2 separate regions of the Homo sapiens genome follow, and region 2 is linked to region 1. Evidence: read pairs that join two places in POLR2A ChIA-PET (ENCODE). Cell type or tissue: OCI-LY7. All regions are shown on one strand.

Region 1 (5,000 bases):
AAATTCTTCAAATATCTGAATGACAGCTAAACTGCTTGTTCTCGGAGAAATGTCCAGGACCAAATAAGCAGAGTAGAGAGGAATCTACTGTGGAAAGATGGAGTTACTCGGATCCAGAACTGTGATTCGATGAATTTCTTAACAGAGTCCGTGTACAATTTAGGTAAAAGAGAACATGAAGTGTTGGACTACAGAGATCAAAGTTGGAAATTAGGGGAAAATTTTCAGAAGTAAGAGAACCTAAAAGAGGATGAGCCTCATCTCTATTTCAATTCTTGGGTGAAGAACCAATTTCACAGGCACAGGGAAGTTTCACAGGAGGGAGAGCTCACAATCTACAGCAACACTACAGGGGAAGTTACCAGAGCAAAGCCCAGGTCTCAGCAGCTGCTTATTTTGGAGTGACAAAATTTACATTTTTAGTTTAGGAAAGTTAAAAATTAGAAGAGAAAGCTAATAACTCTCAGAAAAACACAATAGAATTTAAACCTAACACAATGTATTATTTTCCATGTTCAGTTTTCAAAGAAAAATTACTGACGTGCAAAGAAAAGGGAAAGTGTGACATAATAAAAATATAAATCAGTGGAAGCTGCATATAATTGTCTTCAGAAGCAGGATTTAGCAGACACTTCTATTGAAAATACATTCACAAATTCAAAGAACATATGCTTGATGAATCAAAGGAAAATATGAGACCATTGAGTTGACAATTAGGGGATATAAGCAGAAAAATTAAAACTACTTTTTTCTACTTGGGCATCACACCAGAAATAGATTCATACAAATATAATTAACTGAGTTTTGCAAAAGGTGAAAAAAGAAAATGGAATCAAAGTAATCTTTTCACCACATGGTTCTACATCAATTAGATGTCTATATGCAAACAAACAAATAAATAAATACAGCAACCTTAACCCACAACTCACATCTTGTACAAAGTTAACTAAATTTGATCATAGACCTCAGTGGAAAACGTAAAACTATAAAACATTTAAAAGAGAACAGGGGAAATTGTGTATGAACTTGGACTGGCAGAGTTTTTAAAAAATACAACAAAATAAATCTATAAAAAAATTGTACTTTATCAAAATTCAAATATTTTGTTCTCTGAAAAACAATGAGAAAAGAATTTTGAAAAACTGGGAAGAAATATTTGCAAAGCACACACTGGATAAATGATGTGCATGCAGAATGAGACAAGAAGTCTTCTCCGGATCGAAGTTCTTTTCTCTATCGAAAGGTTCGTGGTCTCTCGGGCTTAAAGGAATGAAGCCATGGACCGCAGCGCCGAGTGTTACAGCTTGATTAGAGAAACGTGTGGACCCAAAGAGTGTGCGGCGACAAGATTTATTAAAGCGAAAGCCAAAGTAAAACGAAAGCGAAAGTAAAGCTTCCACGTAGTGGAAGGGGACCCGTAAGGCTTGCTGTTTCTGGCTTGGGTGTGTTACGCTTATATCCCCTTATGACCCCTCCCCTTTTCCTTTTTCTGTCCTATAGAATTAGCTTATTTTCTAGCCACTTGTGGGTTGGCGGGCCTGATTGGTTGAAAACATCAGGCTGCAGCTAGAGCTTAAACTTCCTATGATTGGTTGAAGTTTCAATCCCTTAGCTTGCAGCTATGACTCATTTTGGCTTAGGGGAAAGTCCCCTTAGGGAAGTCCTTATTGACCCAGGAAGTCCAGCCAACTTAGCCATTTAGTCCCTCAAGAATATGCAAAGAACAGCTAAAACTCAACAATAACAAAACAACGAATACTCATTATTAGCAAGCAGAGTTTCATTGATTTAGAAATGCATTCATATGCAATTTGTATATAGTGCTTTATTTAAACATTTATGGAAAATAATTACAGAACTAATTCACATATTATGTCTTAAATACAGACATGTGCCTTTAGAATAAAGATAATTTCAAGATATTATCTATCTTTCTACCTGAAATCAATGAAGCCGTTTATACAGAGTTTAGAGAACTAAGTTTGCTTTCTAAGAATGTGGAAAGAAACAAACTAGAAGAAAATAAAAGCAGTAAATTTCGTTAGCCCTTGATTTAGCTGAAATGAACTATAAAAATTTTGAATAAAGGCAGAAATTACTTTTTTGACTATTGTATATAATATCTATTTGTAGAGTTCCCTGTACCTTACTGGCTTTTTTTTTTTTTAATGGAAAACATTGTATTGCTTAAAAGTAATCCAGGATTCTGAGGCTGTCTTAGCCACTACTATTAATAATAGAACTCTGACTGAGGGCACACTTGGTGAGAAAAAAATGGATTGAGCCTTCTGATAGCAGTGGCAACCCACCTGGAGCTGCTGCGACCATGATGTCAGCTGCAATGGGGGAGGCACAGCTGGGGCTGAGTGCTCCACTGAGCTGGAGGGAACAGGAAATAGGTGTAAGCCCCGCCCCCTTCTGAGTTGTGAGCGTGGGAGCCTCATGCTTCCTGGGTGCAGCTGCAGCTGCCAAGCCACAGGTGTGGACCTGGACCTCCCTGTGCTCTTGGGGGCCAGGAGCAGGCAGGAAAGCGCTCTCTGGCACAGCTACAGCTGCAGAAGCCTTGGCTGGGGACCTGGGCATCTCTGCACTCTCGGGGGCCCAGGAAGGCCACCCCATCACCGCAGGCTCTGAAGTGCCTGCTCCTGCTGCCTGGCCTCTCCCTGTTCCTAGACCCTGTTCTGATCTTGGAGGGGAGTTGAGGTCGAGCTCAGGCACTGTCACAACCCAGACAGCTGTGTGCAGGCTTTCAGCAGTGCTGACACCCCAGCCCCATGCTGCCCCTTCCAGACTTTGGGTGCCAAGGAGCACAGGAATGAGGCCGAGGGGGTGCTAAGTGTAGCTTGATGCTGGCCTGCAGGTGCCCTTGTGCAGGAACACCCTGGATGCCCAGCCTGGGTGAACAGTGAGTGATGGAAGGAGACAGGCCCTTGTGTGGAAAGGGGCAGGTCTCTGGTGAATCCCCACCTTCAAGTCAGGGAAGGCCTGAAGCCTGGGGCCTTGGCTGCCTGCCCTGTGGACCAGAGTGGAAACTTATGGTGCTTTTTCTGGGCCCACTCATGGTCATCCATGGACAAATCAGCACACACTTCCTCTCCTCTGAAGCCCATAAGAGCCCCCCGTCCTCCCCTACCCCCATTAAGCCAGACTCAAAAAGAGAGATGACAGGATGACCCGCTGTGGAGAGGAGCCACCCACCGCAGGGTCTCCCCTCTTCTGAGAGCTGAGAAGAGGAAGGGATGACCTGCCTGCGGAGTTGAGCTACCAACTCCAGGGCCTCCCCTCTGCTGAGAGCTGAGCACCTGTTGGGTTGCCATGGCTATGGAGAGAAGCCACCATCTCCAGGGTCTCCTTTGAGTTGTTCTGTTGCTCAATAAAGCTTCTCTTTACCTTGCTGTCCCTCCACTTATCCACATACCCCATTCTTCCTGGACACGCAGGACAAGAACTTGGGACCTGCCAAATGGCGAGGCTGAAAGAACTGCAACATAAACAGGCTGAAACACCCTCTTTGCTCACCATGTTGCGGGTGACAAGAAGGAGAGAAGAGCTATGGTCCCTCAGGGATCCCAGACCTAGGAGCTCCCCAATCCTCTTTGGGTTTCTGCAGTTCCTGGCATCTCTAAGCTTCTGGGTGCCACCGTGTTCCCCAGTGCCAGCCGTGGAAGCTGCTTGCAGTGCACCTGGTCTAGCCACAGCCTCGCAGTGAGCCGGCGCTGGTGCCAGCTCTTGGAGCTGCTTACCACACCACAGCCAGTGTGCCTGCCTGTGCACAGTGGCCAGACTTCAAGCATGCTTGCTCACACACTCTCGCCTCTCCACTCACCCTTGGTAGGCATGAGATCCAGGTTGGTAGTGTGAGCTGAGCGCAGCCTACCAGGCTGAGTGGGCCCAGTGGGCCTGAACAAAACTTGGGCTAAGGTGTCACTGGTCACAGAGATTTCTGGCTGGTGAAGTGACACTCGAAGGATCCTGTAACACTTCCATGTCCTTACTCTGAGGGTGATTGGCCTCAGGTCACTGACATTTAGGCAAGTCATGGCAGCCAACAGTCTGTAATATTCTCTTTGTAAATTTTGCAGAAATGCATTTGACCTACAAACACTTAGATTTGTGTAGTTGCCTTCTTTTAATTTTCACTTGGTTTAGCTTTCTTTCATTGAGGTCAATTCTGTGCTTCTTTCAGTCCCTTTCAATTGATACGTAACAGATTATTTTATTAATACTTCCTGGGGGGCCAGTAGAGTGTAACTGATTGAAAGTAGTGCTGTGGATCCTAACTGTGGATTCTAATATTGTGTTTCTTATTTCTTTTCAGGATGCATTTTGAGAGATGTTTTATTTCTCTCTCTTTTTTTTTTTTCATAAAATACCACAGACCAGCTGCAAGGTTCTTTACAGAAGAAATCTTTAAGTACAGGTAAACCATGCATATTAGAAAAGATGGCTTAAAACTCTACCTGCCATTAAAAGTGCAGAGAAAATAATAAAAATCTAAGAAAGAAAATTAGTATGTGTCTTGTAGAATCATAGAGCCAGACTTAGTCATCTCCAGGGTAAGCCTCATAAGGTTTGCTCACAGGAGGGAACCTTCAGTAACCAGGGCTTCAGTTAGCCAAACAATCTTTTTATGTGTCACTGTGAAGAAAAATGATAGAGCAGAATTTCTATTGTGTGTACGTGATGATGGATGATTTGCTATTAGCTGCTCAATGTACACATTCATTGAGTAAGAGTCTGATGCTCTCACAAAAACCATTGCAGTGAGTTTGGGAAATGTGAGTTCCAGAGCTGATGGAAACTTGCGTAACTTCACTTACACTTACTGAATTTTTTTTTCTTACTTTGTTCACCTATTAAGTTTTTGTGATAATGTGTCTTTTCTATTTTACTTTATGGAGTTATAAAAAGATAAAATAGATTTAGCTGTAAGTAATTGGCACATGCTGAGACTGTGGTTCAATAAGAGATGCTGTAAGATTTACCCAATCCTCTTAGCT
Region 2 (5,000 bases), 400 kb before region 1:
TATATGAGTACAACATAAATAATGCATTCATTTCAATAACAGCATAACTATTATTATTATGAATGGTTAAGTCCTGCCTCAACTATTTACTAAATAGCTAACCTTCATTTTTATATACTTTTTTCTGAATCTCAGATTCTTCATACATTGTAGTTGATTAATCACAGCAAACAGGACAGATGCTTATCTTTATGAGCAAATAAAGCTGAACATTTTTGTTTTAGATGACACCCCCAGGTCATAGGGTAATAGTGAGAATTAAATTTAAAAATGGTGTTTGTGCATGTGTGAGTGTGTGTGTATGTGTGTGTGTGTGTGCTTTGTTGGTTATCTACCAGGCACTAAAAATGTTACTACATTTTTCTCTTTCTGACATAAGCGAGATGTGACATTTCTCTTAAAAACATGTTACTCTTTCTGATGTTCAGCTATTTTTGTACTTGTACCTTTTATCATCACACAAGATGCCCAAGAAAATTTGAATATAACGTTTTCCAGTAAAATCAACTTTTCAACCTCTAAAAGTTATTTTTGTGTGTGTGGAGGTACACTCAACAGTAAGTGTATTAGGGAAAAGGGTTGCGAGGGTGTGTGTGTGTATGCGTGTGTTTTAAGAAGCAAACCATTTTAACCTCTTGACCTACTTGTAGGGGTTCTGGGGTTTTAAAAGTATTTTCTCATCAGACCTGATAGGGAATATGTGAGAAGCACGCCCATGTGGGTTGTAGCCATCCTTGCCAGGTTATGAATATAGACTGAATTGATTTCTCCTGATGGCTGTTCCTTCAACTAGGAGAGAATAGGAAGGATGTTTGTCAGAGTCCGAGGTTTGGCCTCTCTTGCTTTGTGGCAAGCAGAGACCCTATAGGGTCCAGGAGCTAAAAACATTTGACAGGAATGAGATAAAACATTTGGTAAAGTGGTGTTTCTTGCACATTATGAAAATTGGACCAGTGATGTGCTGCTCCACCTTAAAAAGGAGAAAAGTAGCAGATTTAAAGGGAGAGGTTACTTCCAGAATGGAGTTCCCTAAGTAATTTCTGCTGTGCACGGGAACAGAGCACCAGAGTGTGGGTGAACTACCTTTCCTAAGACGCCTTCACTCATGCTGTCCAGCATCCCATGCACATGTGTATATGCTCTCCTGCATGCATGTGCATGTATGTGTCTATTGACATTTGTTATATTCTTAATAACTAAAAAATAAGTCACTATCACATATCTGTAACTGAAAATGCTGAAAACGTTACTGATTTTTACTTATTATAGGATATTTGACACATATTTTCAAATATTGATCATTAGTTAGAAGTATTTGAAAATTTAAATATTAAACCTGTATCAGAAATTTGTGTTTTACCCTGAATTATTTTAGCTATTTCATTTAACTTTGTTTCTCATACCTCTTTTTAAGTAAGTAAACTCCTTCTAATTTAAGATCTTCAGATCTGAGTTGAAATTTTTGGATTTTCCTTGGCTAATTAAGATCAGCAAGACATAAATAAGGTTTCAGTTTTTAAAAAATGTTGTGAAACAGAGTGTTTTACTATTTAAAGTTCATCCTAAGAAAGGCAAAGTTTAGTTTTCTTTATTGAACAACCTTAGTAGTCATGCTGTGTACAATTGACTCAGGTTTATTGTGAGAAAGTCATGGCATATAGATTGTGGTGGTGTTCATCTTGAAGCAGGTACTTCATCTTATTTATTTGGACTCCATACTGTCCAGCACCGTGCTTCCTATCTAGGATAAGCTTCCTAGCCTTTTGGTAACTTATACATGAATAAATAAAAATATTCTTAATGTATGTTTATTCAAAAATGTCCATTTCTTGAACTCAAAGATCATTTCAGTATACCTTCTTTCTCAATTAAGTTAACTGTCTACAGTGGTGGGATGAGGAGCTCTGAGTGCTGACATGTCATAGGGATTGGCACCTCCCCAAATTGACAGGAATAAGAAGAACCTGGAGGCTGGGAAACAAACTTTAAGACTGAATAAATAGTACACATCCTGACCAAGGCTGAGGCAGAGAGGAGGACCAGGAGCTGTCAGATTAAAGGAGATCTCAGAGGCAGAACCAACTAGTTCGGTTCCATGCCATGGATAAGAACATGGGAGATGAGGATGCATTCAGTCTTGGGTGATGCCGTCAGCACTGTTAACTGAGATAAAGTCTATTTAATCCCCATTGCAGGTGAAAATCTAGATCTGTGGAAAATAAGGATGGTGAGTATGATTTAAACAATTTAGGGAGACTCCAGAAGACATGAATTTATGGGAGATCCAAGAAACTGCCTTCAAGGCAACTAGAATTATGGATTTTAACTTGGAAGAGAAATTAGGGATAGACATTTTACAGTTATCAACTGAAAGCCTGAGAATATGTAAATCCAACATTTTCATTTTTGGTTTTGTTGAAAGCGTCTCAGGTTGGTCGTGCTTTGAGTTGTCACACTCTATGTGTCCCCTCCACACTAGTGTATTCTCCTGGGCTGGTTATTTTTAATGAACTCCTATTGCTGAAGTTCTGGGTCCTCCCACATGGTCCAACCTCGCAGGTGTCCTAAGGAACTCCTAATGAGATTGGGTGAGGTCCGTGGGCAGCTCTAGGTATACAGTCAGTTTGCCTTCTCTCTTTGCTTTCCACCTCTGTAGTTACTGGATTTTTTTTTTTTTCTGTTAATTCTCCCAAACACAGCTCATCTTATTCCCTTCTTTAGGAAACCTTCCCAACCTTCTGGTAGAGTTAGCTACTCCTGTTAGTTCTCAGAGTATACATACCAGCCTCTTCTCTCCTTCTCTCTGGCAGGAGTCAAAGAGGAAGAGGAGCCCCTGCAGAAGCCAGTCTTGATCTGAGCAGTTCAGGCTCCTCAGCTTTTCCAATGGGCACTAGACCAGGGTTTTTTTTTTTTTTTTTTTTCCAGAGCTGGGTTCCCAGGGCTTCAGTGCTACACAGGGCATGATGCATCACCTAGGCTGATGCACTGCCGTTAGCAGGTCTGCAGGATGCACCCTCCCATCTCAGCTCACATTAACCCTCCAATAGCAAACTCAGCCCTTTCCCCTCCAGGAGTTCTTGCTCTGTCATATAAGTCCCGCTCCCTCCTCCTGCTCAGGCCCTCTCCCAAGGGCACCAAGTGGGCCATGGATGACTCCGCCTGCAATTGCCAATTCCCACATGTGCTTGTGAGGTTTTTCTTTAAAATGACGTTAGAAAATTGTAAGTGTCCATTGCAAAGACACCTGGGAGTGGACTCTGCTCATTTCAGATCAGTCAAACCCTCTGCATGTTGTCATCACATTGTACCTTTGTTCTTGTCACGGTCTCTCTGTAGTTCTAAGAATTCAGGAAACCTTTTTGTCTTTATCTTTCTCTCCACACTTCTCCAACCTGAACTTTGTCTCTTGGACTTTCTTCTTCATGCTGTTATTCCCACTAGGTTTTCTTTTCCTCTAAAGTGGACTCTCCCTCTGCGTTGCTCCATTACTCAATCATGGGTGTCAGTGCTCATGCCACTTTATACAGGCCCATCATGGCCTATTCTAATTGCCCTGCTTCCAGGTAAGTGTGCCTGCAGCTCTTTTGGAGCACTATGTCTTGCATCTTGCAATCTTACAGCTAGGGAATCTTGGTGTAAACTAAGTTGCTCAATAAATGTTTGTTGAATGAATCCCAGATTGTATATAGTAAATGTTCTTTTATCTCTCAAACCTAAAGTACAGCAGTTGAGTACAAAATATTTTTTTGAAATGGTCTAAAAAACTCTCTTCATGTTCAATGTTTTCAACATTTATGTAATTTAACATGTATGTAATAAATGTTAAAAACATTGAATAGTTTGCTGAGAATGATGGTTTCCAGCTTCATCCATGTCCCTACAAAGGACATGAACTCATCCTTTTTTATGGCTACATAGTATTCCATGAACAATGAGAACACATGGACACAGGAAGGGGAACATCACACACCGGGGACTGTTGTGGGGTGGGGGGAGTGGGGAGGGATAGCATTGGGAGATATACCTAATGCTAAATGACGAGTTAATGGGTGCAGCACACAAACATGGCACATGTATACATATGTAACAAACCTGCACGTTGTGCACATGTACCCTAAAACTTAAAGTATAATAATAAAAAAAAACATTGAATAGAAAAGTAGATGGAATGCCTTGTTTTTTAAATTGTCTACATTTTGACATTCTCTCATAAATGATTCCAAACTGCTCCCAAATATACATGTCTCCTTTCATTCAATTAACTTTACTTTCAACTACTCCTAATAACAATAACTAACTGTCTATTTTTGTGGTAATTTGCTTTTTGCTGCCGCCTGCAAGTCAGTTTCAGTTATCCTTGGACCTTTGTTTTCCATCTTAAGTAGGAAACTCCTAGGAAAGTGGTGTCCAGTAGAACTTTCTGGGGTGAGGGGAGCGTTCTCACCTGAGCTGTCTGTTCGAGGAGCTACTGGCCTCGTGTGGCTCTAGAACACTTGAAATGTGGCCAATCGCCTGAGATGTGGCTGAGAAACTGCATGTTTATTTTTATTTCCTTGTAATTAAAATAGGAATTTAAATAGCCACGTGGCTAGTGTTGGCCATATGGGACAGCAGTTCTAGGAGGCAGTGGTGCCTTGGCCACTCACGGTGAAAGCACAGTGCTGACAGTGACGTCATCAAGTACCGCAACCTCGTATGTTCCCTCACATGTGCCTCTGTTTATCCTCCAAGAAACTGGGCCTTTGTAAAGAAATAGCTTTATTTGACTTTTTGAATTCACACAAAGATAACTTATTTTCAATTTCTGACAATTTTGCGGTCACTCTTGTATCCTGATGACAGAGTAAGTGACCATAAATAATTCATAGCATAAAGGCCAAGTAATTCTATTTAAATTTTTAAGCCTAAAAATCAGATTAAAAATTCAGTAGGTGATCTTTGGTGTTATTTCATTTTAAGTTGTGATTTGATGTTTTATCAGTAACTTTTTCTGGATTTAT

Evidence for each region. Peaks named below come from ENCODE experiments on the same cell type or tissue, not always from the same donor. Only the 100,000 strongest peaks of a DNase experiment are listed, where the experiment ranks them.
Region 2: POLR2A ChIA-PET joins it to region 1 with 8 read pairs; 2 of 35 experiments call an interaction of 5 or more read pairs at or near these places.

The regions. Positions count from the first base shown.
Region 1 is chr2:4,671,752-4,676,751 of GRCh38, forward strand. No RefSeq gene overlaps it. Among named protein-coding and RNA genes, the nearest start is that of LINC01249, 18 kb to the left of the region's middle. In OCI-LY7, no CTCF peak of the experiment used is centred here; a DNase peak (open chromatin) is centred at 2,400; H3K4me3 peaks cover 791 bases; H3K27ac peaks cover 1,467 bases.
Region 2 is chr2:4,273,907-4,278,906 of GRCh38, forward strand. No RefSeq gene overlaps it. Among named protein-coding and RNA genes, the nearest start is that of LINC01304, 300 kb to the left of the region's middle. In OCI-LY7, no CTCF peak of the experiment used is centred here; no DNase peak of the experiment used is centred here.